Linked DNA regions of Homo sapiens: region 2 is linked to region 1. A link is a loop called in an ENCODE intact Hi-C map of the cell type or tissue named here. Cell type or tissue: endothelial cell of umbilical vein. All regions are shown on one strand. Each heading gives the region's core, and the rest is flanking DNA. Links, peaks and the distances in the headings are about the cores only.

The links. A loop is a pair of places that touch in the nucleus more often than their neighbours do. Peaks named below come from ENCODE experiments on the same cell type or tissue, not always from the same donor. Only the 100,000 strongest peaks of a DNase experiment are listed, where the experiment ranks them.
Region 2: it touches region 1 in a loop (6-fold over the local background); 1 of 110 quality-filtered maps calls a loop at or near these places.

Annotation. Positions count from the first base shown.
Region 1 is chr13:40,080,556-40,084,951 of GRCh38, forward strand. LOC124903162 reads right to left here. Exons shown (of 5, transcript XM_047430821.1): 5 at 1-1,761. The coding sequence ends at 1,696. Among named protein-coding and RNA genes, the nearest start is that of LINC00332, 99 kb to the right of the region's middle. In endothelial cell of umbilical vein, for the core only: a CTCF peak has its summit at 2,375; a DNase peak (open chromatin) is centred at 2,226; H3K27ac peaks cover 1,343 bases.
Region 2 is chr13:39,950,833-39,955,228 of GRCh38, forward strand. No RefSeq gene overlaps it. Among named protein-coding and RNA genes, the nearest start is that of LINC00332, 230 kb to the right of the region's middle. In endothelial cell of umbilical vein, for the core only: no CTCF peak of the experiment used is centred there; DNase peaks (open chromatin) are centred at 899 and 1,779; H3K27ac peaks cover 2,061 bases.

The DNA of each region.
Region 1 (4,396 bases), core at 205-4,204:
AAAATGTCCTTGGTGAAAATAATAACAGCATCTTGCTACCACTAGCCCACATTTAAATGACAGGGCCAGGTCTGACTGATGGCTGCCTCAGGGAATATTCCCTCTGCTCTTCTCAGGGGTCCCTTAAGTCTTTCAGTCTCTCATTGTTCATCTGGAACTAAACCTAAATACATCTCTTAAAACCAAATGTCTAAGAAAAATGTATGTACATACAAAACACTTTCACAAATGTTTATAGCTGTATTTATAATCACCAAAAAATGGAAACAAATTCAATCTCATTTGACTGTTGAATGGTTACCCAAACTGTGGTACATCCATGCAAGGGAATATTACTCCGCAATAAAAAGGAACAAACCATTGTAACAGGTAACAACGTGGGTGAATCTCAAATGCATTATGCAGAGTGAAAGAAATCAGACTTAAAAGGCTACATACTAAATGATTACATTTGCAGAACATTCTGGAAAAGGCAAAACTATAGGGACAGAAAATCCATCAGTGGTTGCCAGGGTCTGGAGAAAGAAGAGTCTGACAACAAAAGGGCACAAGGTAATTTTGGGTGGCAAATGACTGTTCCATATGTTGATCATGGGGGTGGTCACATATGAATATGTGTTTCTCAAAAATCCTAGACCTGTACACTAAAAAGAGCAAATTTTAGCACACTTAAGTTATACCTCAAGAAACTGATTAAACATAATAATGAGATAAATTTCTTTTTGTAAAAAGAAGAAAAAATACAAATGGCTAAGTGAGATTATACTATTCTTGGCAGAGCGCAGTGGCTCACGCCTGTAATCCCAGCACTTTGGGAGGCTGAGGAGGGCGAATCACGATGTCAGGAGATCAAGACGATCCTGACTAACACGGTGAAACCCCGTCTCTACTAAAAATACAAAAAAATTAGCCAGGCGTGGTGGCAGGCACCTGTAGTCCCAGCTACTCGGGAGGCTGAGGCAGGAGAATGGCGCTAACCCAGGAGGCGGAGCTTGCAGTGAGCCAAGATTGCGCCACTGCACTCCAACCTGGGCAACAGAGCAAGACTCCGTCTCAAAAAAAAAAAAAGATAAATTTCTTTTTGTAAAAAGAAGAAAAAATGCAAATGGCTAAGTGAGATTATACTATTCTTAACCCCTAAAAGTGTTCAGGTAGGTGTTTTTAGTTGAGAATGATTAAGTTGATAGCTAAGTGTGGGTTAGGATTGGGCAACATCTGCCCAGCAGGGCCAGCTGATTGTTGTTCTGAGAGACCACAGAGACCCTCGTGGGAACAGCATTTCTAACTTGATTTCTAGAATTTGTTGATGGCATAGTTTGGGATGGCAAAGGATGGGTAGGGTAAAAGCCAGAATTGGTGCTTATGGGCACAAGTCCCTAGTGGTTCTCCTCCAGGGCAAAGGGCAGATGTCTGAATGACCTGTGGCCAGAAATATGAGGTGATGCACACGCAGTTTCCAAGTGCTCCACACAGCATCATGCTGAATGCTCCTAAGAACTTTTCACGCCAGGAGCCACCATTCCTGTTGTGTAGGTGACTGAACTGAGGTGGAGGGGAGGTGACTTAGCCAGATCACAGTGAGGAAATGGACTGGAGGCTGGGCCACAGGGCTCCTGAGTTCACGCTTGTTTGCTTGTTTGTTTGTTGATGCTGGTGGTGGTGATGGTGGTGGTGTTCAAATGACATCAAAGCTCTTCATCCTTGATGTGAGTCCATCATCAAAATTTTGAAAAACACCAGACAGAAAAAGATTTTCTCTCCCTGCAAACATAAACACAGGAGTGATTTATAAAAAAATAAAATAAAAGACAAAACAAAGGTCAGAATTTTGTCCAGAATAGTCAGGCTATGGTGACATGAAACCAAGCAGCTGACTTACTAATACAATGGTGTATTTCAGAGGAGCATTTGGGTATGTTGACTACACAACTGAAAACACCTGGATATTTTGTTTTGAGATTAACTGCATGATATCGTCCATGTTGGTCAGGTATCCAGGAATGATTGATTGACACCCTCCCAAGTGAAGACACGGGGCAGTTGAGCACTCCCTGGGCAATTCAGCATCTCACAGAGTTCTGTTGTTATATCTGAAATCACTAGACTCTCCCACACAAAAGAATGGGCAATAAATCAAACCTTTCATACGTCTTCCTGGTACTGAAAAGCCCACTGCTATACTGCACAAGAAACATAGATTGTGGAATGTTTTTCGGTTGGCATAGGAACAGCCTTGGAAATGTTCAGACCAGAAGGGTCAGAATGTTAGGAAGTTTGCAGCAGGAAAAATTCCTGCTGTGACCATGATAAGTTAAATATCCTGACTAGACTCTCTCTTCTCTTTCTGGCACATGGCCTAGCCGAAAGAGCGCCTCGTGTGGTTCTGTAATAGTCACACAAAACAAAATGGACCGCATCCTCCCAAGGCACCCTTGCCCGCAGACCTTTCGAGGCCCTGAAGTGCCTGTATGGGAAACTGAGGCCCAGAAATATGGAGTGCAGGGTTAGTGAGCCTAGAGAGAACATGGAAGTGGGGATGGGACAAGTGCTGTGTGTGCACCATGACATATCACACTGAGTTCCCCTTCTCAGGCCCTGTGTCCGAAAGAGAGCAAGGAGTTTAGAGCTGGCTGAATCCCAACTTGCTGCTACTCCCTGCACTCTGATGATGACAGTGACCCTACCCTGGCACAAACCTCAAGTTTCCTTAGAACCCACTGGCAAGTGGCTCACCTCTTTAGGATGAAGTGAAGAGTATTTCAAATGTCTCTCTTCTCTTTCTCCCTGGAGGTCTGGGAGGGCGTAGGTGGGAAGGTAGGGGAGAGATGGGATAGAGAGGGGCACCAGTGAGGCAGCACAACAGTGGATGAAAGAGAATAAGCAAAAGCCCTCAAGCCCCAGTGTCTTAGAGGACTCTAAACACAGTAATTATACATGTCCATGCCACCTGCAGTCAACCTTTCACAATCTCCTGAACCTCTCTTGGAGCAAACACAGCTTGTGAAAATCTGGATGTTCATGGAAGAGAAATTATGGACTTATATTCCACTAGCAACGATGATACTTTGAAAGTACTCATAAATACCTTCATTAAATGGTCAGCTTTTTTTGTAGTACACTTTAAATATGACTTGATTTCTAAAAATGTGATTTTCCCATAGCTCTTTGAGACCACACCTATTGCATAAACTGAGTCATGCCTGCAATAAAGTCAAGGTTTCCAGAGAAGGACATTCTCCATTTCTTCCACCATTTACCCTAATACTTGGGATTAATGCAGAAGCAGTGAACACGAGAGCTAGGCTGAGCAGAGCAAAGACCTCTGCCTCAAGCCACAGTGGAACCGTTTTGAGCATTATTCTTTGCCAGATTTACAGGGTGACAATAAAGCTTTCTCTGGGCCAGAGTTGTCCTGTGCTAGCATAGAAGGCAGCCTCCCAAGTTACATGGAAAAGGGGGAGAGAGGAAAGAGAAAGTGAAATGGATGAGCTTCCTGATGACTTTATTTTCCATGGTTCTGGGTTTTATGGGGCCAAAGGGAATGGAGTGCATAAGCTATGAGTGAAATGAAGCAATCCAATTGCCTTTCTGACTATATGTTTTTAATCCTGTCTCTCAAGTAGCAGCCAGTTTAACCTTTGAGCATGCCTGTGCCCAATCTGAGTGTTACACTAAGAATCACTTGACTTGGCCCAAAGCTATTTACCGCATTAAAATCACAGTGAATTCTGTAGAAATGATCAGCCAGGAATGGGCTTAGAATCATGGAAACTGCTTCAAGCATAACAGCCACTCATTCAATCAACCAGTGTTTATTGAGCACCTACTGGGTGACATTTTCTACATCAGGCAGCAAGGAACCCACTATGAATATATCCTGGATCTTGGCCTTAAAGAGTCTACAATCAAGTCAGAAGACACATACATACCCACATGGCCCAGAGCTATGTGAGTAAGACTTAAAACGGGGGAATAAAGCAACATGAAGGTAAGGGCGGTCCCAGTGACCTGTAAGTGGGAGTTGCTCTGGTCAGGGGAGGATATCCCCAGAGGATGGTGCTTGATAGAGTGCTGATAATGAGCAGAAAGCGATGCGGTGCCCTCACCATCCTGATTCAGCCACTCCAATGACTCCAGAACCAGGAGTCCCTTCTTCAGGACATTTTTGCCTCGAGGAATTCTCAACCCAAAAAGCAATGGATTTTCTATCAGGAAGGCTGCCAACTTAATTTTTTCCATGAAAATATATACACTCACACACATGCATGCACTTGCCCTTCTCGGTCTTGTCAGATTGATGGCAATTATTTCTTTTGTTCTATCTTCCCAGGTCAGGGAGGCATTCAGATCTAAATTCCAAAGGTGAATAGAGAGCAAATGTACCTCATTTTTGTGA
Region 2 (4,396 bases), core at 181-4,180, 130 kb before region 1:
TACCACATGTTCTTACTTATAAGTGGGAGCTAAACATTGAGTATATGTGGACACGTGTACTGGAAGGTGGAGTGTGGGGGGAGGGAGAGGATGGAAAAAGCTACCTATTGAGTACTATGCTTATTACCTGGATGATGAAATAACCTGTACGCAAGACCCCTGTGACACACAATTTACCTTATAACAAATCTGCACATGTACCCCTGAACCTAAAATAAAAATTAAAAAAAATGAATTTCTCTTCCTCCCTATAGTAGATATTGTGAGAGATACAAAGGTCAATAAAATAGGATTGCTGCTTTCAAGACACTGTTATCTCGGAAGGAAGAACTAAATAAGTGCACAAATAACTCTAGGACCTCTGTCATGTACCCGGAGTGGACACAAATCAGTGATACTTTAAAATTACACTCCACAATTCCAATTTTTCATGCTGAATCCATGTCTATTGTTAATTACAACTCTTTAAAAATGCAACAAATGCTTTAATTCTTTGAGATAAACTGCAGTCATACTCGGTGTCCAGCCCCGAGCTGTGTCTGAATAATTTTGTTGCCCATATTTTGTGCCTCCAGGGCTGGGTGTGGCCAACAGCCACAGATGTTACACAGGATCAGCTGTGGGGGAGGAGGGAGGGCAGGGGGTGGATGGGGAGGGGAGGGGGCAGGAAGGAGAGGTCAGAGAGCGCTAAGCAGGAAGGAGAATGGTGGGAAAGTAGACTGGGAAGAACAGGGAAACTTTGGGCTTCCTCAGAGGTGAAGGCAGGCCCATGAAGAAGGAAGACAAAGAGCTCCATGAAGGTCCCTGTTACCAGAGCTGTTGTTTGGGGCCAACTCTATAATGAGCACTTTGAAGCTTTGGTCAGATCACTTCAGGCTGCCTTCCTCTCAGCTAAATGTTCAAGAGAAAGTATACAATTCCCTTTCCTTTTTATCTCCACAATTTGTATTTCCATGGGGCTTGGAACTTTTAACAAGTCAACACATCCTTCTCCTTCAAAAGACTTAGTTACTGAAATCTGTAGTCCCATCTCCTAAGAGGCATTAGATATCTTTGTATTAAGTTTTATTTTTACATTCAGGAAAATAACTCCTTGGTTTTCAAATAATTTTATTTACTATCATGCACCAAGTAGTTTATTTTAGAATCCTGGGATCTTTCAGGTAAAAAGCCCAAAGAACTGATAGATAATTAAATGGCAGCTTGGGTTCTTGCTGTTGTTAATGTGAGTATTATCTGTAATATTACTATTGGTAACAAATATAGCCTTCCTTCAAAGCGATGAAGAGATGAGAAACTGTTTTACTGTGAAAGTCCTTCTGATGCACTAGAAAGACAGTAGCAAGGTTTTAAAAGGGGCAACTAGGATATTTTTAAATATAGGGTTTCTTCCCCTCTCAAACTATAAAGTAGTGTTTTAGCCATGGTGGTAATTTCATACAATGAATAAAAATTAAAACCCACTAATATATCTGAAAATACAACTTACTAAATTTTACTGACTGGTAAATTATAGACTGTATTGAGTCACTATGATAAATGCTAATGGAACATGGAAAGAAAAATGCTGTTTTCCCATTGGCTGGGTGACTGGTCTTTAACTGCTGGGGAAGACCAGCTCAGTAAACAGGAAATCATCTCCATGGCAACAGGCCATTCAACCTAACTTTTTAATACATGAAGAGGTAATTACTTTATTTTTTATTTCCATTTTTATAATTTTCACAGTTTATAATAGCAGTGAGGACCTGTCGGTCAGGCATTTCCTGGCTGTTAATAACAGGCTGATTTAAGGTCACGAATGCTTAAACATTGTGCCAATTTTTTTTTTTTTTAATGAAAAGAGAACTGTGATTTTTTTCCCTTCCTGAAGTCTGTAGCACAAATAAATGACAGAATTTTATGTTCACACACATGGTGTTTTGATTTCCTGCAGATGATAACATCAGAGACATGACTGAGAACCATTGGGGGTGTTGGGGGTAGGGAGTGGGACACCACAGAAAAGTCACAGCTGGGTTCCTGGGGATGGTAGGATGAAAAACAAACCCGGGGGATTGAGAGAGAAAGACTGAGTGCCCTGCAGGAAAGAATTCAGAAGGAGATGCACAGCCTCAGAGCCCAGTGTATGTTCTGTGGAGACGGTGATCAGTGAAGGGTTCTTTCTGAATGTACCACAGGGGCAGGAGGCCTGGGAAGTTTCCCTGGCACTGGGCCAACCTGAAACACCCAGGATATAATGTCTCCCCTACTAGGTAGGTAACCTTAGTGATCTATGCATTGAAGCATCTCAAGCCAGCCTGCAGTTATGTACTGTCTTAGGAACAAGAGGAGAAGACTGAGTGAAGTCATTACCTAAGGCAGCAGAACCCATAGCACAGCCATGCTCTGAAGGAGAGGCAGGGCCCAGGCAGGGGCACAGTGCTCACAGCAGCCGGTGGGCAATTTTCAATCCAGCTCTTCAGTCTGTTCCCCAGCTTTGAGTACTTAAAGGGAAGATGGTACAAGAAGGGTGTGGCAACCCTCTTCAGCTACTTTGCTCATAATACAATCCTATTTCACTATCATTGTGTAGACATCCAACATGAAAAAGAGAAGACAGGAGAAAAATCTCTGACAGCCACACTCGTAGCCAACAGAGCACTAGGAAGTTACCACATTGCCATCAGGCCCCAGAGAAGCAAAGGGAAGAGAGCAGCTGCAGAGAATAGAAAGAAGGGAGGCACGGTGATTTGCCAGATATCCCAATGCAAACCCAAGAAGGCCCTTGAAACGAAGGGAGGGATGGTATCTATGAGAAGAACAGGATGAATCCTGCAGACAACGGAGCTGTGAACAGCTCAGGCACAGAGACTCGAGAATCCCGGAGATGCCCAGTGAAAACTGTGTCTCCCTGACAAATACTGGTATTTTGATGACTGCATAGTTGGAGATATAATAATTATCAAGTTTTATTTTTAAAAAACACTGAAGTTTATTTTACATTTTTAAAGCTATATTATTAGCACACAGAACCCACCAAAGTTGGAGAAAGGATAGATGCCACCAACAGGCTGACTCAGGAGCTGAGCTAAAATGCAGGGACATAGACTTTGGCCTTGGAGTACCCGAGAGGATTCCTCCTGGACTCCTTTTGCAGGGATTTTGTGATCATTACCCTCCTCAGCCACATTGACACGGGATGAGGGGTCACTAAAGTTAATTATTTCTTTCCCTTGCCTTTCTGTCATTGCAGATTTTATTACCTTAAAATCTGAGATACCAAGATCTGCTCCTCCACCCATCATCCCAAATCAGGCATCTGGACCTTCCAGTGTCATCGTTAAGATGGCCTCACACACAGGGACCAGAATTCCTCTTCTCAGATTAGGGCTGCTCAGATTTGGAATCCTGTTGCTTTTCTTCTATTTCCTCGAAGTCAGGGTCAGCTTGGGAAAAGCTGTCAAACAAAGTACTAAATGTGGGTGTGTCCATCCTCCTTCTAAAACTTCCTACCTAAACTATGAGAGGAGGACACGTTTGGATTTTACCATGCCTTAGTATTTTCAGCATCCTTTGGAAGAGTTTCATACTGTTACGCCTTGTCATCCATGTCATGCCTAAATTACCATAAGCATTAATAAAAATAATCCTTAATAGAGTTGAAAAGAATGAAGCAGAAATGTGTCTTCTGAATGGCAAGCACTGTGCTAATGAAACAGGCATTTTCTTCAGCCACAGGAGCTTAGGAGAGGCAAATTAAGCATTGTGCCCTGCTCTCCAGCTGACTTGCAAAATATTCTTTCCAACCCCAGCCCTTCTAATCTGGGAGGAAGAGGAATCCCGATAATATCTCACAATCCCTCATCTTCCCAGGAGTGCCTCCCAGTTGTCAATATAGGCAGCTGCCTCATTGGGGACCCTCGTGCACTCATATATTGATGGCAAATGCTTCTTTCTTGTGTGGTGGTTCGTGGCAAGACCAATCTCATTACTGAAGCCTCCTGGTAGAGTAAGATTTCTCCCTTGTTGTGTTGTGAATCAGGTCGATTTTTATAACCTAGACTGAAAGCTCAGTGAGGCTAGATACCATATCTACCTTGTTTTCTGATGCCATTTCAATGTCACATACCTACTAGGCACTCAGTATTTTTGAATACCTGGAATTCACTCTAGATGCAGCCTGCACAGGTCCCAGGAAATTCATTTGCTTCTTTCTCCCAGGCTGCTTCAAATCCACACTCCTCCAGTTAGCTTCTCTCAGAAGATTCATTCCCCAACACCAAAAAAGAGGATTAAATAATATGTATTCTTTCGCTCACTTTTGTGGCATGCCATCCACACAAAAACTCCTGTAAAGTCACCACTGTCATTCCAGAATACTTCCATTAAATAATGGTTGAGTTTGCACTATTTT